Regions from separate parts of the Mus musculus genome. Here regions 2, 3, 4, 5 and 6 are each linked to region 1. A link is a loop called in an ENCODE intact Hi-C map of the cell type or tissue named here. Cell type or tissue: heart. All regions are shown on one strand. Region 1 holds the start of Usf2 (upstream transcription factor 2). Region 2 holds the start of Fxyd7 (FXYD domain-containing ion transport regulator 7). Region 3 overlaps Hpn (hepsin). Region 4 overlaps Cd22 (CD22 antigen). Region 5 holds the start of Fxyd5 (FXYD domain-containing ion transport regulator 5). Region 6 holds the start of Pmis2 (PMIS2 transmembrane protein).

Region 1 (5,000 bases):
CCCCAGATCCCGTCAGCGATCCCACGATCCTCGGGATGCTGGCTTCAGGTCACGGGACCCTCAGTATGATGGGCGACTCTTAGAAGAGGCTTTAAAGAAAAAAGGGGCTGGGGAGAGAAGACGCGTTTACAGGGAGGAAGAAGAAGAAGAAGAGGAGGGCCACTATCCCCCAGCACCTCCGCCTTACTCTGAGACTGACTCGCAGGCCTCGAGGGAGCGGAGGATGAAAAAGGTGAGCCTAGACCCTTTGACTTCAGATCTTCAGGACGCCTCTTCCTCCAGCCCGTACAATTAACACTTTTTCTTTTCTCCTTTGCAGAATTTGGCCCTGAGTCGGGAAAGTTTAGTCGTCTGATCCCACGTTTTGTTATGTAGCTTTTATACTTTTTTAATTGGAATATTGATGAAACTCTTCACCAAGCCTAATAAAATTCCTGATCACAAGATCTAAGCCTCTTGTTTTGCTGCACGAGTTGAGAGGAGGGGGACCAGCAAAAGAAGCGGCCAGACAGGCCTTTAGCCTTCTTCATAGCCAGCCGCCTAGAGTACGTGCCCCTTGCCGCCTCCGCCCTGCCCCGCCCCGACGTGCGCATGCGCCTTCGGGAGCGCGCGAGCGCGCAACCCGGCTCCCCAACCTCCGGGCTCCTATACGACCTACTTTTACAGTCTTCAAACCCTGTGCCCCGGCGATCTGAGCCCCGCATCCGTGTTGCCGGCCTTCCAGCCGGGCCTGCGTTCCAACCGGTGGTGGTCCCGTGTAGAGTCCCCGGGCCTATGTGTGTGTACGCGCCCGGCCGTCACCAAAGACAGACAGCGCGCGCGTTCCCTAGGGCCTGCCCTCTCCCGCGCGCGCGCGCGCGCCCGCCCGCCCCGGGATCGCGCCGTCGCCGCCACCGCGCGCGCGCAGCTCCAGTAAAGGAGGAAAAAAAAAAAAAAAAGGAAAAAGAGAAGGGGGGGGGGTGATAGAAAGCGGCGGCAGCTGCAGCCACAATCCGCCGCCGCCGGACCGGGCTAGGCCGGGCGGCGGGCGCGGGAGCTGGCGATCTGGGCAACAGGGCGGCCGCCATCCGGGCAGGGCCCTGTTGAAAAAAAAAAAAAAAAAAAAAGCTCAAGTCGCGGCGGCGGCGGCGGCGAGCGCTCAGGGAAGCAGGCCCCAGGCCGCGTGCGGCGGGCCGGCGGGCGGGGGGCAGCTGAGCTGTGGCCCGGAGCCTCGCACCGCCCGGAGCCGGCGGCGGGCGGAGGCGGCAGGAGGAGGCGGCAGCTGCAGGAGTAGCGGCGGCGGCGGCGGCGGCGGCGGCGGCATCTCCTCCTCACATGACCCCACTGTTTGTCCCCGTGATCAGCGCAAGCGGCTCCCGTGTCTCCTCCGTCCCCTCCTGCCGCGCGGCGTGAGCGCCGGGCTCGGGCCCCCCCGGCCGCCCGCCCCCTCCCCTCCCTCCCCTCCCCTCCCCCCCGCCCCCCCCATGGACATGCTGGACCCGGGTCTGGATCCCGCTTCCTCGGCCACCGCTGCTGCCGCCGCCAGGTAAGCGCGCCGACAGCTCGCGCCCCTCCGCGCGCCCTGGGCCCCGGCCCCTCGAGCCCCGCGCGCAGGGGCCGCCATGATCCCGAGCGGCCTCTGGGCCCGGCTCAAAATGGAGGCCGCGGGGAGGGGATCCGGGCGGCCGGGGCTCGGCAGCGGTGCTGACCCTAGCGGGGGCCGGGCCTGGAGGGCGGGCGGCGGGCCGCTGCGCCCCGGCGAGGGGTGCGGGCCTCGCTGACCCCGGGCCCTGCCCCTGGTGTGCCCCCGCAGCCACGACAAGGGACCCGAGGCCGAGGAGGGCGTTGAGCTGCAGGAAGGTGAGTGTTTGCGGGGGCCACGGGGGCTGCGGCCCGCGCCGGGGTTGCAGGCCGGGGACGCCGGGAGGCCCCGCGCGCCCGCTGAGCGTGCCCCCTGCCCTGCTGCCCCCACAGGCGGGGACGGCCCGGGGGCTGAGGAGCAGACGGCGGTGGCCATCGCCAGTGTCCAGCAGGCGGCGTTCGGCGACCACAATATCCAGTACCAGTTCCGTACAGAGAGTAATGGAGGCCAGGTGAGGCGGCCGTGGGCCGGGAGCCCGGAGGGCCAGCGCCGGGGTGAGCTGAGGAAGGGCAGACGCGTGCGGCGGGACAGGGAGAGGCTCCGACCTGTCCCCCACTCGGGCCCCAGCGTCGGTCTCGTCGCTCTGCCGCCCCCTGCAGGTGACATACCGCGTAGTCCAGGTGACTGATGGTCAGCTGGACGGCCAGGGCGACGCGGCCGGCGCCGTCAGCGTCGTGTCCACCGCTGCCTTCGCGGGGGGGCAGCAGGCTGTGACCCAGGTGGGTGTGGACGGGGCAGCCCAGCGCCCCGGCCCTGCCGCTGCCTCTGTACCCACAGGTCCCGCAGCACCCTTCCCGCTGGTAGGTGGCCCGCGACTTATGGGGAGGGGCTGGGGAGGGGGAAGGCCCAGGGGGTGGGGTGTGTGACACACACATGATGTTCTCTGGGCTGGCCGGCTGTGTAAGGTCTGGTCAGAGTTTTGCACAGGCGTTGGATAGGGTCTTTTGGAGTTACTTTTCATTGCAAAACTGGAAAACTTCTTAGAGGAAAGAGTAGAGCTAATGATGGTTGAATGGTGTCAGAGACGAGATTCTGTACAGAATGGCACACACAGTAGGCTACGCCCTTGCCTCACCGTATAGTAAACAAACACCGATACCAGTAACAAAGATGGCATAGCAGGGGTGGCTAAGGATGGCCTATGTGTACTCCTCCCTAGGCTGTAATTCAAAATCCATTCAGCAATGGTGGCAGCCCGGCGGCCGAAGCTGTCAGCGGGGAGGCACGATTTGCTTATTTTCCAGCATCCAGTGTGGGCGATACCACAGCTGTGTCTGTTCAAACTACAGACCAGAGCCTACAGGCCGGAGGTAAGGGGAAGGAAGGGTTCTGAGGTAAAGCTAGGGAAACCATTTAAGCAGTTCCAGCTTGACCCATTACTGATGTTCGCTGCACATTCCCTGCAGGCCAGTTCTATGTCATGATGACACCCCAGGATGTGCTTCAGACAGGCACACAGAGGACAATTGCACCCCGGACACACCCCTATTCTCCGTATGTGCCAGTCCCATTGTTGGAGCCAGAGGGAAGGGAGGGTTTCAGGGCTGGTCAGCATACAGCAGGAGTGGGGTATGGGTTTTATGAGCTTCTGCTTCGGAAGTATCAGTTTAAATTTTTTTCATCTATTTCCACCCTCTCTTCACGGGGATTTGCTTTGAAAGATAACTGTGAAGAGCTAACCCAATGGTAGCCTAGCATTCTGCGAAGCCCTGGGTTCAATCCCCAGTACCTTAAAAACAAAGGTGTTTGTCAAGTCTGATAGCTTGGTAAATGCTGTCGTTTCCCCTTCTGCTTTAGGAAAATTGATGGAACCAGAACTCCTCGAGATGAGAGAAGAAGAGCTCAGCACAATGAAGGTAAGGATGGCGGAGTGCTCCTGGGTGCCTTGAGCCCATTGCCTGACATGTCCAGATGCTGGAGACGTGCATGCTGAGTGGTTAGGTCAGTGCTGATTGGCGGAGGACGGCAAGATGTTGGGAAAGATGGAGGGCGTGCATTCAGTTTGGCCAGATATTTCCTCTTGCCCGCCTATGATTTTGATTTGATTTGTTGGCCATCCTCTTGAAGTGGTGGACCCCAGATCTGCACATGGGGTTTGACCTCATGAGCAGGCTTCCATTTCTACCTGGGCAGCCTCTGGCCAGCTGAAGCCAGAGCCTCCTACCCTTCCCGGAAGCTCCATGTTCCACCCTGAGGTCTTTTGTCCTTTAGTGCTGTCCTTTGGTCTCCCAGCCTTGATAGGTCACCACTGCTAAGCACATAGCAGCCCTCAGTGTAAGGTAGTTCTAATACCCAAACAGCCATCACTCAACAAATATTTACTGACCCTGGATCCCAGGCAGGGCAGGGCAACACAGCACAGGCCCTGTGCCAAGTCTGCAGCCTGGCCTAGGGAGTCCGTCAGAATTGTGAAGGACAGCTTGTGGCTAAGGGATTGCTAACGTGCTGAAGTGAGGTCACCCCAGGAAGATTTTTCCAAGAACTTGGCCAGTAGAGGGACACACAGGCTGATGAAGAGTCAAGTTCTTTCAAGGGGATTGTTTGCTTGTTGCTAAACTTCTGTGCACACTCTTTAAGAATGAGCCAGGGTGAAGCCTCAGATGTCTAGACAAGGCCCTAAGACTTAGGAGTGCTTTGATGTCAATGGTGGGGGCCACTGCTGTTCTAAGTGGCAAGTTCAGACTTTCAGCCAATAAGTACATACCTATACCAGCTCCCCATCTAGACCTCAAGTACACAGAGAGACAAGGTCTGGACTCTCACCACTCCTTGGTAGGAGACAAGCTGCACATATTGCCATGTGCCCCCAGCATGCCGGAGTACTGGAGGAGAGGAAGCTAAGCAAGAGGAGCAGACTTGTCAACACGAGCTTCAGAGGCCTCTCTCGGGGATCTGGGGACAGCACAGACAAGTGTCTAGGCCAGGGGCAGACACACTTTTAAGTTTGAGGAAGAGCAGAATGGGGAAGGGAAAGAGGAAGCTTCATCCTAGTGCTGAGGGGAAACCTACCAGGCTGGCTCACGCGGGGTCTCTAGGAGCTCTTCCCTAATTGGTTTTCCTGATCCTGGGGATGTAGTCTGACCACGGGGAAACCCTCATGGGGCCTGTGTGTGGATGCAAACTGATAGGATGATGAGGAACCGAAACCCAAGAAGTCTGTATTAGTCCTGTATCTGGGAAGGGAGAGGCCTGGTCTGAGGTGTCGGGATTCAGAGGATGGGCATACGGAGCCAGATTCGGGGGGATCTGCTAGGTTGAGGCCTAATGCCTAGGTCAGGTGGCTTTGAAGGAAAGGGTAAACTGAGCCTTGAGGTTGTTTTGGATGTGATTTGGGGACAGTTAGATGTTTCTCTAGTGGGTTATTCAGGCTGTGACAGCT
Region 2 (5,000 bases), 97 kb before region 1:
TCTTTGGGGGGGGAGCTGTTGCCATGGTGGCCCGTGTGCAGCAAATTCCTCCCGGGTGAAGTGGGAGATATTTATACCCAGGGTCAGGGAGAGAGCGGGCAGGCGGCCGAGGGCAGGAGAGCTGGGACGGCCTGGGTACAGAGAGACCACTGGTTGAGGTGTGTAGGGGCAGGTGGGGCTGGGCATGTCCTGCTGTATGTCGCCTAGTGTTCCCACCTATGTCCAGAGGCAGCTTGCTTCCCTTACAAGGGTAGGTTTTGAGACTCTGGGACCAGCTAACGGATGGGAGTAGCCTGTGGGAGCCACCCCATCCCCCCAGGACTCTGCCTCTCCCCATCTGTCTTGCTGCTGTGTATGCTGTGGTCTCCTGGTCCCTATTATTGAGTTGTTTTAGGGACATGGTTTTGGGTGAAGCAAGGGAGCCATTCAACTTGAATGGCTGACACTTAAGTCCTTAGGCCGTCCTTGACTTAACCCCACGGGTTCAGATCCTCTTTAGGAGGGAAAGAGAGCAGGGCAGAGGACATTTCTTGACCCTGGCTGACTCCCTAGGGCAATGGCATCTCCCGGCCACATCCTGGCTCTGTGTGTGTGTCTCCTCTCCATGGCCAGTGCAGGTGAGTCCAAAGGAGGTGCTCAGCATCTCAGCCATGTGGGTGGCAGAGGTAGGGAAAAGCCCCCCAAGAAAACCCAGTGAGAGACCCCAAACTAGACACTATGTAACAGGAAATCAGGGGTCTCCTAGGCAACAGCGGGGGTGGATGGAAGGTGGATTCCCGGGGTGACGGAAACATGAACAATCTGCAAGATATCAGGGTGCCGGACCAGTGCTGGAGGTTCCAGGACGCAGAGCAGGCTGGCAGCCTGCCAGTGGCTCAGTAGCACCTAAACTCCCAGTCCAAGAAGATCAGTGGTGCCCCTGAAGGGCTCCCTTATACTTTCCCCTGTTACAGACCCCAGGAGCTACTCTAACGCTGCTCTTTATTTCTCTTTCTAGAAGCTCCACAGGAACCGGATCCATTCACCTACGGTGAGGGGAAGCTACTGTGGGGTTTGGAGAGAGGGCCTGCGTGTTTCTATTCCCTCTCTCTGTCTCTCTGTCACTGTCTCTGTCTCTGTCTGTCTCTCTCTCTCATACACACACACCACATCCTCCACTCTCTCCTGCTCTAGTTGTCTTAGACCCCCTTGCCTGTTTGTTTGACCCCCCCCCCGTCTCATTTGAACTGGTTTATCAGTATCAGGTACCTCAACCTCTACGACCCCCACTTTCAGCAGCATCCTCCTCTCCATCCTTTCCCTCTTCCTACCACCTCCTCCCTGCCTCCTTCCTCTAACCTGTCCTCTCCTCCCCTCTCACATCTGTCCTTTCCCCTTCTCTCTCCTCCTCCTTGAGCTGCATACTATACTCTTCCCCGCTGGTCACCCTCCTCCGGGGCTGTCCACAGATTACCACACCCTGCGGATCGGCGGCCTCACTATCGCTGGGATCCTCTTCATCTTGGGCATCCTTATCATCCTTAGTGAGTGTCTGCACCTGTCTTCTCCATCCCGCCTCCAGCCTTCCCTCCCCAAACCCCACTCCCAGCAACACATGCAGCCTGTGCGCTATTCACGCCCAACACAGGCTCAGTCTCCAACCACTTCTCTTAGGTCCCACCCTGACTCCAACCTCTCACCGCACAGACCCCACCCCCACCTCAAACCACGCCCCTCACCTCCCACCCAGACCACGCCCCCACACCCTACCCTTCTTCAGCCGCGCCTCAGGCCCCACCCCCTGCGGCCTCCCCAGTTTGGAGGAGAGCCTAGGGATGCGGGAGCGAGAGGGAAGCTCAGCCTATACCCTCCCACTCCACAGGCAAGAGATGTCGATGCAAATTCAACCAACAGCAGAGGTGAGTGGTCCCTCTGGGCCTCCCTCGCTCCTTCCGCAGTGGAGAGGCGGTTGGGGCGAGGCAGCAAGTGCACCCATCCTGCAGTGAACATGTATTAAGCGCTTAGTGTGTGTTAAACCCTAAGACAGGCTCCTGGGCCGGAGCGATGGTCAAGCTCCCTCTCTGCCTGGCCTAGCGCCCAGCCAGTGGGGGCGCTGGGCTCCCACCAGCCCCGCAGATGGAAACTCAAGCGTGGTGAGGCGAAGCTGGGCAGAAGCAGCCGCGCTGAAATGAGATCACCTCACAGGGCGGCCCAGTTTAGCTCCAGTCCCGATCCTCGCGCAGGATTCCTCTCGAAATAAACCTTTAAAGCGCAGAAAACGTAGGCATGCCTTCTGCGTGCTAAGATGATCACAGATGCCTCCATGCCGACCCTCTGGCATGCTTGAGTGCGCACTACGCGCCAGGTGCCCGATTCCTTCTCTATTATGTACTCCTTACCCCACCCGGATGAGGTGCGCTCCATCATCAATCCCATTTTGCATATGAGGAAACTGAGGCACGGGGCGGTAAGGTGACTTAGGGTCACTCACTGGACCCAAGTCCCAAGTCTCCCAAGACGCTGTGACCGTCCCTCTCCCAACAAAGTCAAGTACCTTCCCCAATATCCCGGAGGCCTTCACCCGTGACAGGCTGGGAGCACCTCCTGCCGCACCCCGAAACAGCAGCCGGGCGCTCTTGTTTCTGACGGACCGCGTTCATATCAAGTCCACGGTGGGGGTCGGGAAATAAGGCCTGCATTAGGGGGCTTCTCGGAAGCGGCTGCCTCTCCTGGTCCATCCGAATTCCTCTATCTGTTCCTTTTTAGAACTGGGGAACCCGACGAAGAGGAGGGAACTTTCCGCAGCTCCATCCGCCGTGAGTTCGGGGATACTGCGGGGTTTGTGGGGCAGCTGTTTTCAAGAGCCCCCTCTTCTTGGACTCAGAATGGGTTTGGCGGAGAGTTAGCCCTGGTTGCAGACTCCCCCTTACCCCAGAACTCTCTGCGTCCCTCTCAGGTCTGTCATCCCGCAGGCGGTAGAACCTCCACCTGACTCCAGGAAACTCAGCCAGGTTCTGCAGTTGATGGGAGGAAGGAGGGAGAGGGGTTTGGAGGGAGGGAGGCAAGGGGCCCAGTGCCAGGGTGGGATAGTGGCGAGAGCTTGCCACTTACTCTTTTCACCCCCGCAGAGCCCCCTTAGCACCTGACACCTCTCCCCACCCAGATGCTCGCCTGTGACCACCCCCAGCGTTCCCTGCATCAGCCCTGCCTTTCGGACACCCCTTGCTGCTCAGACCTCTAATAAAACTCGGTTTTCCTTCTTGATAGCGCTTGGTTGATATCAGTGCCTCTTGTGCGAAAACTCGGGAGCCCCCTTGGCCCCGGCAGGGGGCGCCCCCACCCTTGGGGAAGGGGCGGGGACGTCAGCAGTGGGCGGGGGCGGGGGCGGGGGGATGGCTTGGACGGGGGCGGGCTCTTCGGGCCCCCATTGGCTATAGGCCCCCACTCTACCAGGGCTCCCCCCACCTTACCCCACCACATCAGTCTGTCCTGCTTCCAGCTGCTGCAGCCGCGCCTTCGCTGCCTCAGCATTCAGCAACCCCCTGCTCAGGCTCAGCATGGCCACCCCAACCCAGAGCCCCACAAACGGTGAGCGTCGCTTGGGGAATGGGTGCTAGGAAAGAGGTGGGGGAATCTAGGAGCTTAGGGGACAGGATGTAGGAAGAATCCCATACGGAAAGGAAGACGAAGGGGAGAGAATCTGCCCCTATCATGGGCGGAGGCCCATGAGCACATTCTTTGACATCCCTTGGGGTTTCTTGAGCACCCTCTCCCAGGAGATATCCTCCCTGTGCGGGACCTATGATTAGAGAGTGACAGTCCCAAGAGAAAGGATGCGCGGACAGGTTGCCATGGCAACCGGGTGCCTGGTCCAGCACAGCGGTGGAAGAGATGGGGTTTAAAGGTGGGAGCTGAGGGATCTGCAGCCAGAAGAGGTTCTGGAAGACTTCAGCACTCCGAGATGGGCCAGCTAAGGGGGGATTCATTATCTCATGTTTGCCTAGTATAGTGTGGATATTTACTAAATTCCTTGACAGGCAGACATGCTAAGGGACAGAGGGACGATTAAAGGGAGAGAGAAGAGGGTGATGGTGGTGGTGGTGATGGTGTGACCAGAGATGGACTAAGAACGCCTGAAAGAGACAGAGACCAAGAGATACAGGAGAGACAGAGGCACAAAAATCCAGGTAGCAAGCTTTCAGAGACGCATAGTTGGGAGGAGACAGACAGACAAACAGATGGACAGACAGAGGAAGGAAGAAGGGCTGAGATAGAGGAACATAGACAAGTATGGAGGGAGGGGGAACGGGTGGGGCTGCAGCACTGCAGTGAACCTGCATGGTGGGGATGGAATGTTGGGGACCCCCCTCCCAGCCCACATGCACTTATGGTTTCATCCTGGAGATACATTTGTCTCCCCGCATCCAGCCGCACTGGGTTTACACTTCACACCCATTAACCCAGATTTGCGTTCATGTTCACGGGCTTAAACACTCTCTGACTCCGTGGTTTCCTGATCTTCCCCCTCTGTGTGTGGTCCTCTGTGGACGAGCTAGGGGGATGCTTGAACGAGGCTGGGTGGGGGGCAGGGCAGAGGACTGGGGGTTGCTGTGGAGTCCCTGATGATGGAGGAAACCCTAATTCCACTCTTACAGCACCTTTCCTCTTTCCCAGCAGGCGGGGTTGGGGGAGGGGGACTGCTGTGCGGAGCCCTAGCTGCAGATTCCCAGGCAGGGCGCGCGGGGGGGGGGGGGAAGAGGGGCTGCAGAGTCTGGGAGCCACCCCAGAGAGAGGGGGTAGGGCTGAGCCAGCAGGTCTGGCGGGAGCCCAGGGCTTCTTTTCGCAGAGGTGGTGGTTAGCAAGATCGATGGCAGCAGACGGGTAGAGGTGGGAGGGCAGATGCCTCGCCAATCCCCTTCTCCCTGTCACAGGCTGACAGGGGACCGCAGGACTTGGGAAACCCCGGGGGAGGGAAAGCTCGGGTGCATTCTTCTTCCCCAGCTTACAGAAACAAATTAATA
Region 3 (5,000 bases), 140 kb before region 1:
ACATGGCCTCTTGTCCCTCCTAATGCAAAGGTCAATCCCAGTTCTCTAGGATGACTGGGGGTGAAAGAAAAAGATTTGGGGAAGAGGTGTATACATTGGAAGATGAAGGTTCCATCCTGGTAGTGATAGGATGTGCTGGGGTTGTGTGGACGGTGAGGTGGCTGGATAGCTGTGTCCCATGAAGAACAGACTGGCTAGTGGGAACCGAACTGTATGCTCTCTCTCACAGAATACATCCAGCCAGTGTGTCTCCCTGCTGCGGGACAGGCCCTGGTGGATGGCAAGGTCTGTACTGTGACCGGCTGGGGTAACACACAGTTCTATGGTGAGTTCCAAGCAATACCAGCCAACACCACTAGGAGGGGCTGAATCTGCTCTGGGGGAGGTTCGGTGGACCTCAAAGAGACCCCCAGGCCATGGAGTGGGAACCAGGAGAAAGGGCTTGTTTCCTAATTCTGGTCACCTTACCCATGTCCCCTTAGGCCAACAGGCTATGGTGCTCCAAGAGGCCCGGGTTCCCATCATAAGCAACGAAGTTTGCAACAGCCCCGACTTCTACGGGAATCAGATCAAGCCCAAGATGTTCTGTGCTGGCTATCCTGAGGGTGGCATTGATGCGTGCCAGGTGAGGGACACAGTGGGCAGTCCCCAGGCCTGACACTGTAGAGAAGGAGCTAGGGTAATGGGATCAGGGGCTCCCCACTGGAGTCATGGAGGTCTCTAGTCAGGTGTCCCATCCCCCCATCACCAGGGCGACAGTGGAGGCCCCTTTGTGTGTGAAGACAGCATCTCTGGGACATCAAGGTGGCGGCTATGTGGCATTGTAAGCTGGGGTACGGGCTGTGCTTTGGCCCGGAAGCCAGGAGTGTACACCAAAGTCACTGACTTCCGGGAGTGGATCTTCAAGGCCATAAAGGTGTGTTGCTATGGCGGGGGACTGTCTGGGACCCTAATAAGGAAAAGTAAGAGGGTACTCTGGAGAACAGGTGGATTCCCATAGGCTTCTGGGGATGGGACAAGCGTCTGAGACCTTGGAAGCCTGTGGCTCTTTCCCTAGACTCACTCCGAAGCCAGTGGCATGGTGACTCAGCCCTGATCCCGCCTCATCTCGCTGCTCCGTGCTGCACTAGCATCCAGAGTCAGAGTTGGTCTGGTGGCTCCAGCCCCACGTGGTAGGCTCCACACTGGGCCTCACATGGAATGGTTTCCTGCTCAGATCCAGTCCACGGGTCCAAGGATGCTGGATCCAAGGACTTCTCTTCCACAGTGGCCGGCCCACTCAATCCCAGGGCCATTGGCCTCACCCTCCCACCCCATGTAAATATTACTCTGTCCTCTGGGGGGCGCTCTAGGGAGCCCCTTGTGCAGATGCTCTTTAAATAATAAAGGTGGTTTTGATTAATGGGTCTCTGCGTCTACAAACGGAAGCAGCGGTGTGGACATTTTGAGAGTAGCAGAGAGGACTGAGGGCCTAACACAAATCAAAAAGGGATTGTGACCCTCCCAGTCCCTACCCGTTTGAGAAAACATTTAAGCCGATCCTGGTGGCTGACTCCTGTAGTTCCAACACTTGGGAGGATCTTCACGAGTGAAAAGCTATCCTGAGCTACGTAGTGAGTTCCAGGCAGGCCAGTCTTGGCTGCAGAGTGAGACCCTATCTCAAAAAATAAAAGGAAGGTGGAGGGGGGTGCTAAAATGCCCGAAAGAATCTGACTTTAGGATTGCTCAACCCAACAACTCTCAAATTTCCTTCACTCTGCTAGCTTTCTGCAGACTTTCCCACAACCAGAAGAAACTCGTCCCATTTCTACATAAGTGAGGGTATGTGCAGTGGATCAAGTTCATGATGCCAGTGCGTGCGTGCGTGCGTGTGTGTGTGTGTGTGTGTGTGTGTGTGTGTGTGTGCGCGCGCGCGCGCGTGTGCGTGTGCACTCCTTTTATGAGAACACAAGAGCGGAGGGCGGGGGGGGGGGGAAGCCTGGGGAGACCCAGCTCTGGGTCAGAATTGAGTCGTGTGAACTTGTTGCATTTCCCTGTACCCAAAGTGGTGCCTGGGGCTGGGGGCTGGGGACGCGGGCTGGGCCTTCAGGATCCACATGAGCTGTGTGTGGAAGACTCTTCATAAGAAAATGAGGCGCTGTTTCCAGAGAAAGTGGACGTCAATGTTCGAGGGACAATAAATATGTCTGCTTATGGGCAACAGAAAACAAAACCTTGTGGGGCAGAGAGGGGTGAGTGGCAAGCCTTGTAAGTGCAGCTTGAAGGGCCGTCCCCTCAGAGACCCACCCCTTCCTGCTCTTCCCCTGCCTGCATCTGCAGACCTCTGTAGCAGTGTAGATGGCCACCAGAGGGAGCTGCAGCCCTGGCGCTTGAGAACTTAAGGCTCTTCCCAGACAGGCTGAAAAAGGCCGGCTCAGCGGGACAAAACACTCAACCTATGCCACTTCTCAAAATTTTAAACATTTCTAAATTTATTTTTGCTGGTTTTTTTTTCTTCTTCTTGTTTTGAGGGGGGGGGCTTTTCTTTTTCTTTTTCTTTTTTTTTTCTTTCTTTTTTTTTGGGGGGGGGGGGACAGAGTCTCACTATGTAGCCCTGGCTTTCCTGGAACTCACTGTGAAGATCAAGTTTCCTTTGAACTCACAGACATCCATTTGATTTAGGATTAAGGGCTTTGTCACCCGCATTCAGCCTTTTGGGGGGATTTGGTGGGTAGGAACCCTAACTGGTCTGGAACTCTATGTCACCCAGGCTGGCCTTCAGTGTGTGACAAACCAGCCTCAGGTTTGCCAGTGTGGGTTCCCAGCCTTACCACTGCCAGCTTAAGATCTTAACTGATAAATGTTAGAATACCACACAGCCTGTTAGCCGCAAACAGAAATATCTTCAAAAACACCCTGGAGGGACTCACAGTCCATTTGTCTGGGAAACATTCTAGCCATGAGCACCTGATCCCCCACAGCCTTAGTAAGGTCGATCTTCAACACTGTATTGCCTGCAAAGAGCCCCCCAGTCCTGCATGTCACTCACAGAACACCAATCCGCCACTGCCCCTCAGGGTTTTCCAACATTGTCTCGTCTGTGGCATTTTGGCGGGTCAATCAAATGTTGGCTTGCCAAAAATGCACAAGACTCCCCTAGCATGCTCAAAGTCCTGGGTTTGAATCCGAGCAACACACACACACAACTGTATACAGAGTTGGAGGGAGGCGACCATAAATGTCCCCTTCGTAATTGTCAGCTGAAAAAAGACACCATTCCTGTGCATGGTGCCCTGTGAAGGGTTTGAACAGATTTGTTTTGGAGGAAGGAGAATGCTTGTGCAGAGGGGACAAATGGAGAGGGCATGGCATGGCCCTGAGAGGTGGGAGAGGATTGTGGCCCTCCCTATTCTAAGGGATCTGGTAGAAATTTAGGCATGTATTAATTTATTTTCCATTGCTACAGTGAGACACCCAAGGGTGAATACTTTATTCAGAAATGGGGTATACAAGCTTGGGGGGATTGATCAGTGGTAAGAGTCCTTGGTGTTCTTCCAAAGGACCTGAGTTCAGTTCCCAGTACTCAGACTGAGAACTCCTGTTAACTCCAGCTCTGGGGGATACAGCGCCCTCTTCTGGTTCCAGGAGCACATGCACTCATGTACACACACACACACAAACACACACACACAGAATTAAGAAAACAAATTTTAAGAGGTGTAAGCAGGACAGGATGCAGCACTCAGGGTATTGAAGTAGAAGGATCAGGAGTTTGAGGCAAGCCTGGGATACATAGAACCTATCCCAAAACAGAGAGGGGAGAGAAGACTGTCTTCCGCAGCACAGTAGGCTGGAATTCCAATAGCAATGAAGCCCATGAACACCCACAGTGACCAGTAATGCTTCAGAGGGGCCTGTGGGGAAAAGATCACAGGAGTAGACTGCACTCAGCAGGGGCTAGTTCTGCCCTTTCTGGAATAAGCATTCTCTTGGGCCCCATCAGAATATATTGATTCCACTTCTGCTGGCTAGTGCTATGTCAACTCCACACAGGTTAGGGTCATTTGGGATGTGGGAACCTCAACTGAGAAAATGCCCTTATCAGACTAACCTGTGGAGAAGTCTGCAGCTCATTTCCTGGATTGATAATTGATATGGGAAGGCCTGGACCACTGTAGGCCATACCCATCCCTAGACAGGTCGTCCTGGGTGGTATAAGAACGAAGCTTGGGCAAGCCATGAAGAGCAAGCCAGTAAGCAACATTGCTCTGCTTCAGGGGCCTCAGCTTCAGTCCCTGTGTTCAGGTTCCTGTCCTGACTCCCTCGGGGATGGAGTATGAGCTGAGTGTTGTAAGATGAAGTAACCCTTTACTCCCCAAGTTGCTTTTGGACATGGTACAAATAGGAACTACTGCAGCAATAGGAACCCTAAGACACCTTTCTCCCAAACCCTTGCTCTGGGCTCTGCCTTTTTGTTTGCTTGTTTGTTTTTGTTTCTTCAAGACATGATCTCACTGGGTAGCCTTGGCTGTCCTGGAACTCACTCTTTAGATCAGGCTGGCCTTGAACTCACAGAGCTCTACCTGCCTCTGCCTCCCAAGGGCTGAGATTAATTGTTTGGGTTTTTTTAAAGATATATTTATTTTATGTATGTTAGTACACTGTAGCTGTCTTTAGACACACCAGAAGAGGGCGTCAGATCCCATTATAGATGGTTGTGGTTGCTCAGGACCTCTGGAAGAGCAGTCATTGCTCTTAGTCACTGAGCTATCTCGCCAGCCCCAAATGCTAGGATTAAATGTGTATGCCACCAGCTGGAAAAGAAGCTGCTGGCTGTCAGTTGCCATAAGTCAGCTGTCCTGGCACAGCTCTGACACTTGCTGTGTCCCCAGCAGCTCAGCCCTCACAAAGAAGCAGGCAGACTCCCTGGTTTGCCAGGAGAGATGGAGCCTAGCTGACAGAGCAGAACCAGGGGCTTCTTGGATGTAGCCCCTGCCTCTGAGAATGACACCTAGGGACTG
Region 4 (5,000 bases), 78 kb after region 1:
GGTGAGCAGATCACAGTTCTTGGCCCTGTTCTAAGCTTCTGGACTTAGTAACTGTTGCTGCTGCACCCTGCTCTACCTCTTCACCCGTCCGGGCCCCAGGCTCAGGTCCCTGCTTCTCATGCTGTAAATTCCTGGGGTTCAGAGCTTCACTCTGGAACTGCCTGCTTCCTGCTCAAGCTTGAGTTCTCCAGCCAGGCTCTGCTAAGGATGTGGCTGGAGGGGCTGCCGGACAAACAGGGTGGTCCAGCACCCAGAGGCTGATTGTCACCACAGCCCTTGTTATAGCAACCCCACCGGTGTGTTAAAGTGTGTCCTCCAGAACAGAGCTTGCAACCCTGCAACGCTTTCATTGGAAAAGATTAAAATAGAGCTCGTGGCCAAAGAAGCATGGCCACTGCCTGTCTAAGCTCTTTAGACAACTTAAGAAGTCCTGCAGTGAAGCCTCCTGTTGAGCTCTGCTTTTCCCAAGTGGCTGTGACTTTGAAGACATCTCTATGTGGTGCATTCCCTGTACCTGGGAAACTAAGATAAGCTCTTCCTCAGATGATCTGCTCCAGCCTCAGCCCACAAACCTCTTATATACACCCAGGCCACACCACCCCCAACCGTGGAGGCAGAACCCAGCCCACGCTCAGCAACTGAACTGGCTTTCCCTACACCTGTTCCTGGTCACCCAGAAGTCCTTACTACCTGTGCCCTGCGGCCTGGGAGAGAAATAGCAGGAGAGAGAGGGAGGTGAGGATGCTGTGCAAGGTATGGGAAACCTTGGGTGGGTGGAAGGGAAGGGAAGCGAAGGGACACAGCTCTGCTCTCGGACACCGGAGACACACTCTGTTGGCACATCCTGCAAGATCCCTGGGGACTCACACAGAGATCACAGCCACATGAATAGAGTTAAATTGTTAAATTTAACTCTACATAAAGTGTAGGATGGTGGAGGCCAAGCTTGTTGGAGAGAGAGAGAGAGAGAGAGAGAGAGAGACAGAGAGAGAGAGAGAGAGAGAGAGAGAGAGAGAGAGAGAGAGAGAGATAAGAGTTGTAAATTAGTTGCCCTTAAATTGATCCGTCAGGCTAGAGCTGTATGCTACTACTTATTTAATACTACTCATAATGACTTGGTAAGCCAGACTAGCTTCAAGCTTGTATTCATAGATCCAGGCTCCAAAATTCTGGGATTTTTAGGTATATACCACTATGGCTGGTCCTATGTATTGCTTCTAAAGCAAGACATTTCTCATGACAATCTGGCTTCTTCCTTATGGTCAGACAGTGGGTGATCGGACAACATGAGGTCCCCATTCCCACCTGCTAACGACTGGCTGTTGTTAGAAAAGGGATGCCTGCCCCTTGCTCCCTATCAGCACCCAGGGCTCAGGAGGCAATCGCTCAGATTTCTCGCTGCTCTAAGGCTTTCCAACTTCCTCCAAATATACTGCACTATGAGTTTAGTTTTACTTTTTGGGCTAGTACTAGTACAATTGAATCTAGATCCTGTGCTTGTTAGGCAGGGGCTCTACCCACATCTCTATCACTATAACTAGACACACCACACACACACACACACACACACACACACACACACACACACACACAAAATCAGGAAGAAAGGGGCCAGAACTCAGGGGACAACAAACAAGATAAGGGAGCAACAAGATGGCTCAAAGGCAAATTCCTTTTGTTGTTCTTGTTGAGACCGGGTCTCAGAATGTAGCCCACGCTGGCCTCAGACTCATAGCAATTCTCCTTACTCAACTTCCTGAATGCTGAGATTACAGTCACATGCTAACACATCCAGTTTACAGACTAATTCTTCCTTCTTTAGGTCCCACCCAGACGAGACACCATGCGCGTCCATTACCTGTGGCTCCTCTTGATCCTAGGTAAGTGCTGAGGCCCAGGCTGGTAGCTGGGTCTGGAGATATCAGTGGATAATGCAGAGAGGGGATGGACCTGGGGCATTGGAGGGGAACCGCAGAGATTCTGTGCTCCTGCTCCACCGTGTGTCTCCCCAGTGTCTCCCTCTCCTACTTCCAGTGGAAGTTCTCACCCCTCAGTAACAACTTCTGACCAGAGTTGTGGCCTTTAGGACACGTGGCTTCGGCTCGGTACAGCTCAGCAAATGATTGGACCGTTGACCATCCCCAAACCCTCTTTGCCTGGGAGGGAGCCTGCATCAGGATTCCTTGCAAGTACAAAACTCCACTACCCAAGGCACGTCTGGACAACATCCTCCTTTTTCAGAACTATGAGTTTGACAAGGCCACCAAGAAATTCACAGGAACTGTCCTGTACAACGCCACAAAGACTGAGAAGGACCCAGAGTCTGAGCTGTACCTTTCTAAGCAAGGGAGAGTAACATTTCTGGGGAACAGAATAGACAATTGTACCCTGAAAATCCACCCGATACGTGCCAATGACAGTGGGAATCTGGGGTTGAGGATGACCGCAGGGACTGAACGATGGATGGAGCCCATTCACCTCAATGTCTCGGGTAAGGCATGGGGAGACAGCCAACTGTTCTAGCGGCAGCAAAGAGGGACCTGCTCAAACCCTGGAGCAAACAGCCAAGGTGCCTATTTAACATATTAAAGAGGGCCTGGCACCAGATTCTCCCAGCATCCCTCAGTCCCTACCTATTACAAAGAATGGCTGGCTCCTGGCCCCCACTCTCTAGCCCATCTCCCCAGCCCAAGAGCCGGGCTGCCCCTCCCCCAGGCTCTTCCCTATATAATCCAGCCATCTGGGTAGCCCACCCTCTTTTACCTCTAGCCCATTTCCTTGGCTGCTGTACCTGGTTCCCCTCTCCCACCCTTCCTCACCTGGCTCGGGGTCATATCCACTCTGGACTCTCCCAGATGTGCCTGCCTCTGGCTATGTTCTCCCTTTTATCTACAATATAATTTCTCTTCCACCACACCTAGGAGCAATCATGTTCTTTCCTTTTTATTTCTCCTTTTCATTTGCTCACCAAATAGGAAGCTTTGATGCACACACACACACACACACTCACTCACTCACATAACTCTCTCACACACACACAGCCAACTGCAGCATGAGCAATTGTCCTACCTCAGGCTTTCTCTCCTCAGCTTGTGTCTGTTCTGGAATCCGTTGTCGAGGCTCTCAGGTTTTCTGAAGCTTTCCAAAGCAGAGAGAGGTCTGGATTTTCAAATCTCTCAGTGTGTTAATGACCAAATTCTTTTAGGCTAGAGGAGAGCACAGGGCTCAGACATGACCTCTAACAACAGCCAGGGGCCTCTGCCCTAGACAGTATCATCACTCCACACTAGAGCTGTCCATGCTGCGTCTCTTGGTGTCACATCATCTGTCAGATGGTCTGGCATGGTGGAGATTTGAGCCCAGGGCCTCAGGATCACCCCACTAAAGGAATGTTGTGCTTGGCTGACTCTAAGTCTGAGTCTGACAAACAAACACGTGCCACCAATGATACATGGAGAATTAAACCAATCAATCAATCAATCAATCAATCAAATCAAATCAAATCACCCTGGGTGATCCTGAGGCCATTAGGAACATAATGGAAGGAGAAAGTGAGAAACAAAGTCAATGTTAAACACAATTTCCCAGCAGGCTTGTGTTCCCAAGGCCTTCCAGAGTAGTCGAACTGACTAAAGAAAGGCTAGCCTTGAAGGGCTTCTTCTGGGGTCACATGGGAGAGGAGGCCTGAAGTCAGGGGTGGACAGCCAGTCTGTGTCCCATCTCCAGCAAGCAGGCCTCTCTCTTCTTTCCCCTTAGAGAAACCGTTCCAACCTTACATCCAGATGCCATCAGAAATCCGGGAATCCCAAAGTGTCACTCTGACCTGTGGACTGAATTTCTCCTGCTTTGGGTATGACATCCTCTTGAAGTGGTTCCTAGAAGATTCTGAGATCACCTCCATCACCTCTTCTGTCACCTCCATCACCTCTTCTGTCACCTCCTCCATTAAGAATGTCTATACAGAGAGCAAGCTCACCTTCCAACCAAAGTGGACGGACCACGGAAAGAGTGTGAAGTGCCAAGTCCAGCACTCCTCCAAAGTGCTCTCAGAGCGCACTGTGCGTCTGGATGTTAAGTGTGAGTCTCCGGGTGGGAAGGATGCTACCTGTCACCTTCTTCCTAAATCCTGTTGCGTTGTACCCAGGGTGGGAAGAGCCTGTGTCCGCTGAAGGTTTAGCTGTCAGTCACCTGTTTCTGCGGTGGCACAACTGTCTCTTCTGTTAGTCCTGTGTCTCAAGACACAGGTTCATTTTAGCCTCTGCCTTGGCCTGAACAATAAGGCAACCCAGTTAAGTGTGGTAATGCAGGCCTGGAATCGGGCACTGGGCAGGGGAGTAAAACACTGTGGTCTCAAAAACCAAGGGCTAGAGATGTAGCTCAGTGGTATGGTGCTTGCTTAGCACTTGTGAGACCCAGGACTAACCTCCAGCATCAATCAATCCATCCATCCATCAGTCAGTCAATCAATCAATTCTGAAGCCACATCATGCTTTGAGGATCATCTCCTTAGAGTTCATTGTTCTCCATACATGTAAGTTTTCACATCATTATTTTATGCTTCATTCACCCATTCATTCACCCACTGAATGAATATTTACTGTGGGGCCTGGCATGGTGCTACATACATTTAAACCCAGCATGCATGAGGCAGAAGTAGGTGGAGTTCTGTGAGTTTGAGGTTAGCCTGGTCTACATAGTGAGTTCTAAGCCAATCAGACCCTACCTTAAAACAAACACCCAAGCTTGTGAATTGATTGGGTGCCAGTCTTGTCTTGAATGCCAGCTTAGGCTGAGCACACAGGTTCTGCCTGTGTGGATTAACAGTTGAAATGGAATAGACACATAAGAAACATAGAACAGAATTGCCAGGAGGAGATATGTATATTAATAGAAAAAGAGGTCTGGGTAGATAACTCTGAATTTGTCTAGCCAATCTAATAAACCCCCTTTGAATTATTTTTTTTAAAGCTTAGTACTATGTGATATACTGATTATTCAAT
Region 5 (5,000 bases), 86 kb before region 1:
GAGGGGATGGAGAAAGGGTGAATCTCTGTGAATCCCATACCAGCCAGGATACATAGTGAGACCCTGTCCTAAAAGGGGGGCGGGGGAGGATGCTGCTGGGGAGGATGCTCGAGGCCCCAGGTCTAGTCCTCAGAAATACCTAAACTGCCTGCCCATAATCTCAGCACACTGGAGGTGGAAACAGGAGAACCAGGACTTCGAGGTCAGTCCTAGCTATAGAGAGCATCTGAGAGCAGCCTGGCCTACACACAAGACTGTGTCTCAAAAACAAGCAGAAGAAAGGGTTCTGTCTGGAAGGAAGTGCGGGGAGGAGGAAACTGGTGCAGAAGACAGAAGGGAGGGTCAGCGCATGGAGACAGGAAGACGATAAGATGGAGTGAGAAGGAGGAAAGTTTCGAGGGGCATCCATGGGAGACTTGTTTAAATTTTAGAGTTGTTTCCTTTCTAAGGACTTTTGGGGAGTAAAAACTCTCTTCCTTTTACAGTGTCTTACTGTAGTTCTGGCTGTGCAAGAACTCACTGTGTGGCCCAGGCCAAGCTTACACTCAGAGTCATCCTCCTGCCTCAGCCTCCCAAGTGCTGGGGTTACAGGTGTGAACTATTGAGGTGGCTTCCCATTAAAATCTTATGACAGCCAGGTGGGAGCTGTGCATGCCTTTAGTCCTAGTAGGAGACAGAGGCAGGCAGGTCTACAGAGAGTCCCATGACAGCCAAGGCTACACAGAGTAACCCTGTCTCAATGGGAGAAAAAAAATAAACTTATGACAACGAGTAGTGCTTAAAGAACTAAGTATAAATGGGGGAGACTTCATGAGAAAACTACATCATGTTTCATATATTCTTAATGAGATTTAAGAACATCACGGGTATCTCTCTGTGGTGCTGGAGCAGGATGGAAGGAGGTGTTTGGTCCAGCCTTAGCTGGGCAGAAGAACAAAGGTAGCCTGTCCTGGAGGACACCTGCTAGATGCCTAGGTTGTCTGGAGCATATGTAGAAAAGAAGCCTGGAGTATAGCATGAGGTGGGGGCTCTTCCAAGGAGACTTTAAGCCTCCCAAAACACTCAGGTCAGCCTTGGGTGTCCACCACAGCTGGATTCCCTTTCTCCATTGCTTGAGATGGGGCAGACAGTAGCTATGAAGATTTCCCTGCAGTGACCAGATATCAGGAGTCAGGAAGACATGAGGATCCCCCAAGAGCTAAAGGGCAGCCATCCTTGGACTCTGATTCTTTCCCTCCTTAGGTCAGTAACTTGAGTTCTCTTCTGTTCCTAGCCCCTGGAGGTGGCGGTGTGTAGGATCCTCTGCAGATTTCCACTGCTGTCCCTGGCCAGAGTGCAGGAACCAGAGGACCCAGAGAAGGCGGTGGGGACCCAGCCTGGCGCCAGGGAGTGTGCCCCCAATCAGCCGCCAGACCCACCCCAAGGCCGGAGCCAATGCACCCCGCTCTCCCTCCCCAGGCCTTGGCAACAACGATCCTATTTGTACCCTAGACCCAGAGACTCAGGCCTCCAGCTCCTGGGATCCAGGAGTCCATCCCCAGTCCCCTGGGATCCTAGTGTCCCTCCCTCCTGCATCTCCTGGTCTCCTTCTCCAGGACCTTCCCAGCTTCCCCTCAGGGTCCACATCTTGAGCTTAATAAATGTGCATTCGTTTTTTCCCCCCGTTCTGTCTGTGTATTGTCGTCTGTGGGCACCAGAGGACTGGGTGGGAGGCTGAGTTGATTGTCCTTTTCCCCCCTCCCCACTCCCCCCTCCTTCTCTTCCTCCTCCTCCTCCCTCCAGGGTCTCCTCCCTCTCATTACATCCTTCCTTCCACACCTCACCCAAGGGTCTTCCCTTCTCTGCACCTTGCCCCCATCTGCGTCCCTCAGATCCTCGAGTGGAGGCCACCGCCTTCAGTCCCCCACCATCCTCCTCCTCCCCAGCTCCCACCCCTGCCTGTGGGGCCTGGAAACGAGAGAGGAAATGACTGGGACGCTCTGGTCCCCGCCTGCCTGCGTCCGCGCCCGCCCGTGGCCACACCCTCCACCCTGAGGCAGCTCCCACGCGGTACTCTGACACTTCAGTCTGGAGATCTCCGGCTCAGATGTAAGTCCCTCTTTTGCTCTATTGCTCTGGGCCACACACGCAGGTGGGAAGCTGCTTGGGAGGAGAAGAGAAGGATCTCGATGCCTCTCTGCCTCGTATTCACTCTGTGGGCACCTTTTCTGCCTCAGTCTCCCTAGAGCGCCTCCATTGCGGGCAGACAGGTCCCTCTATGATCTGCCCATCACGGGTGCTGGGCGCGGTGGTGCCTGCAGGGCAGCCGGACACCAGCTCACTTTTTCCTTTGAGAGCAGCCCTGCGTTAGTCACCCTTCCTGTTCCCCTCCTGGCCCCGCTGCTCTGGGCTCCTGCCCTCGAGGGAGCAGACACAGCGGGCCACTGGCTTCCTCCACTCAGGAACCATGGGTCGGGAGGATCAGTTCCAGCTTTAGGAGGAGGGAGCGGCATCTTTGCCTCAGGGGTGTCAGGAAGCCAGGCTCGCCTGATGCTTCTGGCTTTCTTTGGGGATCAGCTCCTGGAAGAAGGGGATGGTGGCCTGAGACGGAAAAAAAAATCTCTCCCCAAAGGCAGATACCAGAGGGTCCTTGAGACCAGACGCCTGCTCCAAAGAGGCTGCGAGGGGGTGGGAGGGTGCGGAGGGGCTATGCCTTACCTTTGCCTCAGCTTGTCCCACAGATGTCACTGTCCAGTCGCCTGTGTCTCCTCACTATTGTCGCCCTGATTCTGCCCAGCAGAGGTAAGACACCACCACCACCACCCCTCGCCCCAATCCAGCTCCAGGAGGCAGCTAGATGGGTGATTGCAAAGCTCAAATACTGGGTACCATCTTCTCACTCTACTCCCTCGCCAACCCCCACCGAGTGAGCGAGCACCAGGAAGTGGGATTGGCGAGGCAGGCTCTGGGTAGCACCCTCTTTGGACACTTTTGAGCTCGGGTGATCCAGAGGGTCTGACTGGAGCCTGTCCTGCTGAGCATCCTCCCTTTCACCTCTGAGAAGAACTTGCTGAGTTTGACTTGGCTGGGAGATTGGTGTCAGTTTTCTACTCGGCCGCCAGGAAACCCCAGGCTCCAGGCAAAGCAGAACTGATGGGTTTTCTGAGAATACAGTTGGGCAAAGGGGTCCAAGCTGGGGCTCAGAGACCCTCACTCTGGCCTGGAAAGTACTTGTAAAAGTGCCCAGGTGGGTGGGCAGTTAGTTCTGTTCTGTGCCTCGCCATGCCCATTTTGTGGATGGAGAGAACTGTTGTTCAGTGAGCACACAAGGCGGGGTGGGGCACAAGAAGAAGAAGGAGCTGCTGATAAGCCCAATGAATCTGAGAGTCAGTAGAAGACTGGGTTGGGGTGAAATCGATAAGAAGATGTGGGACCAGGTAAAAATTGTGGGCTCTGAGCCTGCAGGGTCTGTCTGTCCTGGCATGGGTGTTCACGGGTGACTTCTGGCTGCAAAGGCTGCTAGGCATCTCGGGGGGGGGGGGGAGGAGACAGGGTCTAGCCCATGAAGCATGAGGAGCAAGCCCGTTCCCTCCTTAGCTGTCTGTCTATGGGGCAGAGAGCCCTGCTCCTTTACTAGCTCGTGCTTTTCAGATGAGGCAAATGAGTGGCTCAGGTCACGGAGCGAGGAGGAAGTGGTCGGGAGTGGAATGTGCTCCAAGGCCCTGGTTTACCCCAAACACCTGCACTCTCAATGAGGCTGTCCTGCAAGGGTGTGCAAAGGTCCTGCGGCAATAGGAAGACTTCAGTCACACTCAAGACTGTAGAGTGACCCAGTTAAAGCTGATTCCCCTGGGTCTTCAGTGGGTCTGGCGAGGTGGGACAGAAGACAGGAGAAGGGGGTGAGAGACTCCCTCCTGAACTCTCAGCCTTTATCTCCCCAGGGCAGACACCAAAAAAGCCCACATCCATTTTTACAGCGGACCAGACTTCTGCGACTACTCGTGACAATGTCCCAGGTAAGAAAAGTGATCGAGGGCTGGAGAGATGGCTCAGTGGTTAAGAGCACTGACTGCTTTTCTAGAGGTCCTGAATTCAATTCCCAGCAACCACCCAACCATCTGCAATGAGATCTGATGCCCTCTTCTGATGTGTCTGAAGATAGCTACAATGTGCTCATTCCCATGCATAAAATAAGTAAATCTTTTAAAAGAAAAGAGAGAAAAGGAAAGGAAAGTGATCAATGAAATTCTCACCGTGGACAACACCACCACCATGCTTAGACCAAAGAGGGAAATTTACATTTGTGTAACTGGGAGGAAAAAAAAATAGGGATAAAGATTCAATAATGGCTTGATCTAGGTGCTTAAAAGCTACTACGAGGAACCTAGTACCAACTCTTGCTTCCAGTTGTTCTATGTGGGGTTCAGTCATCCCAGCCAGCTAAAGCTCCATCTTGCTCTGCCATCAGTTGCCCTGTTTGATGTCAGAGGAGGAGGAGGAGTCTCCAACCAGGACCCAGCCACTGAGTGCTGGGCTGACAGGCACCCCTCCATGCCTGGCCCAGGAGTCCTGATTAGAGCAGGCAATAGTGGTTTGTGGTCAGGGAGGTTTGGGAAACTGAGTCAAACACCTTTTTTCCAGGGAAGGCGTCTGAGTCCTGCTAATGGGTGTGGAGGCAAGGGAGATCCAGGCATCCTACATGAGTGCTTATCAAGGAACCTGAATTCCTCTCATGGCCTCAACATGGACCATGTTCAACCATGAGGACCCCAGTTCAATCCCCAGAGCTGTTATATAAGGCCCGCCATAATGGCATGTGGTTGTAAACCCCAAGGTGGGGAGACAGAGGCAGGTGGATCTCCAGGGCTTGTCAGCTTAGCGTACTTGGTGAGTCCAAAGAAGATGAGAGAGCCTGTCTCAAAGAAGGGAGGGCAGGTGGCTCTTCAGGAAAGACACCGCAGAGTGAGTGCCTCTGCCCACCTTGCACACTGTATAGGCAGTTAAGAAAAACATCGAGTTGC
Region 6 (5,000 bases), 290 kb after region 1:
TATCTACCACTTATCTTTCTTTCTACAGGTAAGATTTTGCTATTGAGACCTGGCAGGCATTATTTTGAGACAGGGCATCACTATGTAGTCCCAGAACTGGCTGTGTAGACCAAGTTGGCACTGCATTTACAGAGATTGGGAGATCTGCCTCAGTCTCTCAAGTGCTGTGATTAAAGATGGTCGCCACAATGCCTGGCTAAATCTAGCTTTCTCACAGGTTTATCTACCTACTCTTCTGAGGCCTTCCTTCTCCTATCCCTTGGTACTCGGCAGAAGAAAGAGGCAAGAGGCAGACTTTCCCACAATCAATCCCTGTGAGGGTACAAGAACAAAGTTGTCACAGCACCACACTTCCTTGGCACCAACTGTCTAAAAACAGCGCGACCACGCCCACCTCTTGAGAGTAGCCAATCAGGACTGGAGATGTCCTTACAGCCATTGTGAAGAATGTCCTTTGACTGCGCAGCTCTTAGGATTCTGGGTAGGGCCCGGGGAAGTTCGGTGGATCTGGGTCTCTATTTTCAAGACACCAGGATCTGTCATTGAGTGAAAAGATCATGGATACAGACGAACAAGGAGCCCCAGGTAGGAAGCCACTAGACCGTCCACAGACTCCAGATGAACTGAAATTTTACGCTCGGAATTATGTCATGCTGGCTCTCTTGGCGATGATTCTTTTCCTACCCTTTGGGATATTAGCCATATACTTCAGCATCCAGGTAAAAGTATCCCCGCCCCACCCCCCGCCCGCCTCCACTGCTCATCCTATCCTCTGCTTGCCACCTGCAACTGTTTGTGTCCTAGGTCTTGGGTCGGGCTCTTCCCACAGTGGCTATAGGGCTCCAACCCTCCTTCCAAGAGCTTCTTGTCTCAGAAACCCATACTCATGCTCCTACCCTTACAGACCAACGAAGCCAATAAATGCAGCAACTGGGAAGACGCCTACCGGAACTCATCTCGAACTATGTGGTTTAATATGTTGGCCATAGTAGCCTTTGTAGGCATCATTTATATACTTGTCCTAGTCCTATGAAAGCTACACATCAGCATCTACGGGCTCCTCCCCCAACAGACATGCTCACTTAGACTTTGACCAGCCATCAAGAAGAAACTCAGAGCTTCAGAAATGCCCTTGCCAAGAAACCCACCAACCAAAAAACTCAACATCCAAAAAACGGCCCCAGGCAGGCCACCTGACTACACTCCACCAGTTCATTCTCATTTGTCTTCCACGGCTGTCTAAAAGCATCTTGGAAGTCCACATCTCAAGTTCTAAATCTGCATAAGCCACTGAGCTGCTCTTTCATGAAAAAAAAAAAAATCACATTTCTGAGCCCAATAAAATTGAAGGGAATATCCCGGCTTTGCCTGTGTCTGGGTGTAGATGTTTCTCTGGATCAATAATAGTTTCACTGGAGCTATGTTGGCTTAGACCCTGTGAAAGTCAGACTGCAATAATGGTGCCAGGCTCTGTGGCACACATTTATAATCCCAGAATTTGGGAAGCAGAGACACTTACAAACACACACACATATTTTTTAAAATTGCACGTCTTTGATTTCCTGAACCTGTTTTTGTTGTAAAGTATACATAATAATTCATAATAAGATGGGAGTGTGTTTAGGAATCTGAATGTGTGTTTACTCTACATGACTTCCCTCTCAAGCTGAGGTGCTGGGCTTTTGGTGTCTCAGAGCAGGAAAAAAACAAAAAGCAAAAAACCAGAAACCTTGGCCACGTGTGCTGTCACATGACTTTAATCTCAGCACTCAGGAGGCAGAGGCAGGATGGATTTATGAGTTTTAGACCAGCCAGAGATAGTGAGTTTCAGGACTGCCAGGGCTGTGTAATAGAAAAACCCTATCTTGGGCTAGCAAGATGGCTCAGCGGTTAAGAGCACTGACTGCTCTTCTGAAGGTCCTGAGTTCAAATCCCAGCAACCACATGGTGGCTCACAACCACCCATAATGAGATCTGACGCCCTCTTGTGGTGCATCTGAAATCAACTGCAGTGTACTTAAGTATAATAAAGAAATCTTTGGGCCGGAGCAAGCATGGACTGAGAGAGCGGGGTTGACCAGAGTGAGCAGAGGTCCTAAAAATTCAATTCCCTTCAACATGAAGGCTCGCAACCATCTGTACAGCAATAGTGTACTCACATACATGAAATAAATAAATCTTAAAAAAAAAAAAAAAAGGTTCTTTGGAGCAACTCCCTTCTGTGTTTGGCAGTTCAGTTCACAGGTCGGCAGCAGCAGCTCCATCCACTTGCAAACACTTCACAGATACACTAGCAGTCCAGTTCAGTAGAGTCTGGATAGCAAACGAGAATCAGTAGAGGTGGCACTACCTAGCAGAGACAGCCAGGCCTTGAACCCTCTGGCTGCACAAGTATAAGTTTGGATCAGCAAACCCATGTAAAAGCCAGGGATTGTGGCCTGTCTGTATCCCAGGAGGAAGGCACAGATCCTGGGAACTCACTGGGCTAGTTTAGTTGGCAAGCTCCGGGTTCTGTGAGCTTTGTCTAAAAAAAAAAAAAAAAAAACCTAAGTTGGCCGACAGTAGAGGCAAATACCTACTGATGACCTCTTACCTCCAAACACTCACAGGCTAGCACAGGCACACACCCACTAACACAGATGAAGTTGCTGTTAACTACCAAAAGGTGGCAGTGTTGCTCACCTACTTGTCAAATCACAGCTGTCTTGTTTTCTTGTCCAGGGTTCCATAGCTGACTCAAGTTTCCCTCTTTTGCTTCATTCTTCATAGTACCACAATTGGTTTCTCTGAGTAGCCCTGTCTGTTCTGGAATTTGCTCTGTAGACCAGGCTGGCCTCGAACTCAGAGACCTACCTGCCTCTTCTCCCTTCCCAGTAGTGGGTTAAAAGCACTCCCTACCATGCCTGGCCCAAGATCTCTCTCTCTCTCTCTCTCTCTCTCTCTCTCGCTCTCGCTCTCGCTCTCGCTCTCACACACACACACAACACACACACATTTATCTAGATGATATAAATATATAGATGATATATAGATATAAAATTTATGTGTATGAATGTATGTCTGTGTATGTGGTGTCTGCTGGGGCCAGAAGAGGCCATTGGATCCCCTGTAATTGGAATTATAGGATGTTATGAGCCACCTGACATGGGTTCTGGGAACTAAACTCTGGTCTTTTGCAAAAGCAGTTTATCAATCAGTCTAGCTAGCTAGCTAGCTATCAATCTATTAATCAATCACTATTAATCATCTATAATTACCTATTATTTATCACCTATCTATCATGTGTATTTGTGTGTGTGCTTTGAGACAGTCTCAGACCTACATAGCCCAGGCTAGCCTCCAACTTGATTTGTAGTTAGGAATGACCTTGAGTTGATCTTCCTTACTCCACTTGCTGAGTGAAGGATTACAGTAAGCACAACCACAGCCAGTTTATGCAGTGCTCGGGACCGAACTCCAAACTTCATGCATAGTACACCAGCTACACTCCCTGACTCCTTAGCCCTGTGAAATCCATCCTTATTCTTGGAACATCCCCCTTCTTCTCTTACAAGTTTGAGTTGTCAACTCAAACTATGGGAGAGGTTCCTTGGTTTTGTTGATGGGTTTTGTATCTTCTGTCTGAGACCAGTTGATATTAGGATGTTCTCAGGGCCAAGGAAGGCTGAAATGAATGGGGTATTTATTAAAAGCTGAAAGACAGAAAGCAGTCCCATCGCCTGGACTGGTTTATATCAGCTACAGCAAGTCAAAGCTCAGTAGCCTGCAATCTACAGGTGATCCCTGGATGTCAGCCAAGTGAAAATCTGCTGTGACTAGAAACAGAAGTTAAAAATTTCTGGTAACTGGGGAAGGAAAGAAGTTCCACGACCAAGGAAAAGTTCCATTTTCAGGAACAGGCAGGTGTGCTTATGTGGATTCAAGTCTTGGGACTTCTTTGATTCCCTGAAGATTACGTGAATTTTTCAGTTCATAAAAGGAGGTATATTAGCACTACCATTGTATTAAAATAACAGTGTAGAAGAAGCAGTCAACAAGTATCTGCAAGACAGCAGAAATAGACACATGTCTTCAAGTCTTAGCAAAAGTATAAAACATGTTTCTTTAGTGAAAAGTTACATCTACAATCTGTTTATCTTTTAACACGAGGTCTGTGAGCAAGGCAAACCCATTTGTCCTCTGTTAATAAGAGACCTAGTAGCTTTAACTAGTTAATGAACTGACTGACGAACTGACACAGTGGGTGATTACCTGGATCAGGAGCTAGTTGCCTGTTGTTCCCTAGCTGACAAGCTACAGTTAGCCTAGCTGTCAATGTGATCAGAGAACTGAGAAGGATAAATTATAGTCTATATAACCTATGTATCCATTAAAAAGACAGAGACTAGTCCATAGTCCATTCCCTAGCCAGTCGTCTCAGACTGTCTGCATGGCTCTGGGAACAGAGGCAGTCATTGGACATTAGGCCCAAAGATGAGAGGCTTCTCTGAGGAGGAGAACATGGGAGAGACTGACCTCACCTTATCTAGGCAAAGTAGGATAATCAATTCTTCCATGTCTTGCTTGTCCAAAAGGGCTGAGCCCTAGCAGTGGGGCAGTCTTGCCCAGTGGTTAGCATTACCACAACCCAGATGGAGTCCTTTATACACCAAACCCCTGTGCCCATTATCTTCTTGGAAACCTTGGCAGGGGGTGTCACTGCTAGGATCTGGGAGTCTCTGTCAGTCATAATAAGTTTAAACATCTTAAATGACATATTCAAAAGATCTCTAACAGATTATAGCTGGTACCTACCAAACATACCTGAGTTAAACCATCCTTCTCTGCTTTTAGTGTTTATCATGACTATAAATATACTTCTGAAGATATTGAAGAATTTGATTATATTAACTTGCATTTTTTAATTATCCTCAATAGTTTACAGTAATTTAGTAAGCTTCATAAGATTAGAACTTCACATATTATAGCTGTTATGTTTAGATTTTTTTCTTTTACGTTTA

What was found. Hi-C counts contacts between places; a loop is a spot of excess contacts. Peaks named below come from ENCODE experiments on the same cell type or tissue, not always from the same donor. Only the 100,000 strongest peaks of a DNase experiment are listed, where the experiment ranks them.
Region 2: a loop joins it to region 1, with 2.6 times the contacts of the local background. A loop is called at or near these places in 7 of 42 quality-filtered maps.
Region 3: a loop joins it to region 1, with 3 times the contacts of the local background. A loop is called at or near these places in 6 of 42 quality-filtered maps.
Region 4: it touches region 1 in a loop (2.3-fold over the local background); 4 of 42 quality-filtered maps call a loop at or near these places.
Region 5: a loop joins it to region 1, with 2.6 times the contacts of the local background. A loop is called at or near these places in 7 of 42 quality-filtered maps.
Region 6: it touches region 1 in a loop (3.0-fold over the local background); 2 of 42 quality-filtered maps call a loop at or near these places.

What each region holds. Positions count from the first base shown.
Region 1 is chr7:30,953,221-30,958,220 of GRCm38, reverse strand. Usf2 (upstream transcription factor 2) reads left to right here and starts at 1,418. Exons shown (of 10, transcript NM_011680.2): 1 at 1,418-1,525; 2 at 1,793-1,839; 3 at 1,954-2,072; 4 at 2,221-2,421; 5 at 2,781-2,931; 6 at 3,028-3,115; 7 at 3,419-3,477. The coding sequence starts at 1,464. It overlaps Lsr (lipolysis stimulated lipoprotein receptor), which reads left to right. Exons shown (of 10, transcript NM_017405.2): 9 at 1-232; 10 at 320-451. The coding sequence ends at 355. In heart, a CTCF peak has its summit at 2,183 (motif pointing left); DNase peaks (open chromatin) are centred at 620, 1,360, 2,030, 4,600 and 3 weaker places; H3K4me3 peaks cover 2,960 bases; H3K27ac peaks cover 2,640 bases.
Region 2 is chr7:31,049,923-31,054,922 of GRCm38, reverse strand. It overlaps Fxyd7 (FXYD domain-containing ion transport regulator 7), which reads left to right and starts at 3,469. Exons shown (of 6, transcript NM_022007.1): 1 at 3,469-3,567. The coding sequence starts at 3,537. It overlaps Fxyd1 (FXYD domain-containing ion transport regulator 1), which reads left to right. Exons shown (of 8, transcript NM_019503.4): 2 at 553-617; 3 at 998-1,030; 4 at 1,449-1,523; 5 at 1,862-1,898; 6 at 2,746-2,795; 7 at 2,936-2,990; 8 at 3,108-3,245. The coding sequence ends at 2,958. The region is part of intron 2 of Gm38984 (a long non-coding RNA gene); the gene reads right to left. In heart, CTCF peaks have their summits at 2,087 and 3,290 (motif pointing right); DNase peaks (open chromatin) are centred at 692, 1,822, 3,062, 3,622 and 1 weaker place; H3K4me3 peaks cover 4,564 bases; H3K27ac peaks cover 2,455 bases; H3K27me3 peaks cover 3,511 bases.
Region 3 is chr7:31,095,131-31,100,130 of GRCm38, reverse strand. It overlaps Hpn (hepsin), which reads left to right. Exons shown (of 14, transcript NM_001110252.2): 11 at 230-325; 12 at 483-625; 13 at 752-916; 14 at 1,058-1,406. The coding sequence ends at 1,096. Among named protein-coding and RNA genes, the nearest start is that of Hpn, 18 kb to the left of the region's middle. In heart, CTCF peaks have their summits at 342, 1,356 (motif pointing right) and 2,340 (motif pointing right); DNase peaks (open chromatin) are centred at 340, 690, 900 and 2,340; H3K4me3 peaks cover 821 bases; H3K27ac peaks cover 700 bases.
Region 4 is chr7:30,874,930-30,879,929 of GRCm38, reverse strand. It overlaps Cd22 (CD22 antigen), which reads left to right. Exons shown (of 16, transcript NM_001043317.2): 2 at 1; 3 at 590-735; 4 at 1,823-1,880; 5 at 2,087-2,491; 6 at 3,757-4,077. The coding sequence starts at 1,844. Among named protein-coding and RNA genes, the nearest start is that of Cd22, 2.9 kb to the left of the region's middle. In heart, no CTCF peak of the experiment used is centred here; no DNase peak of the experiment used is centred here; H3K27me3 peaks cover 333 bases.
Region 5 is chr7:31,039,178-31,044,177 of GRCm38, reverse strand. It overlaps Fxyd5 (FXYD domain-containing ion transport regulator 5), which reads left to right and starts at 1,847. Exons shown (of 9, transcript NM_008761.4): 1 at 1,847-2,088; 2 at 2,721-2,781; 3 at 3,921-3,995. The coding sequence starts at 2,721. It overlaps Fxyd7 (FXYD domain-containing ion transport regulator 7), which reads left to right. Exons shown (of 6, transcript NM_022007.1): 6 at 1,274-1,663. The coding sequence ends at 1,296. The region is part of intron 2 of Gm38984 (a long non-coding RNA gene); the gene reads right to left. Mir7050 (microRNA 7050) reads left to right here and starts at 3,861; the gene lies at 3,861-3,920. In heart, no CTCF peak of the experiment used is centred here; DNase peaks (open chromatin) are centred at 1,467, 1,987, 2,347 and 2,887; H3K4me3 peaks cover 1,299 bases; H3K27ac peaks cover 931 bases; H3K27me3 peaks cover 4,371 bases.
Region 6 is chr7:30,667,085-30,672,084 of GRCm38, reverse strand. It overlaps Pmis2 (PMIS2 transmembrane protein), which reads left to right and starts at 480. Exons shown (of 2, transcript NR_027849.1): 1 at 480-585; 2 at 905-1,363. In heart, CTCF peaks have their summits at 1,999 (motif pointing left) and 2,660 (motif pointing right); no DNase peak of the experiment used is centred here.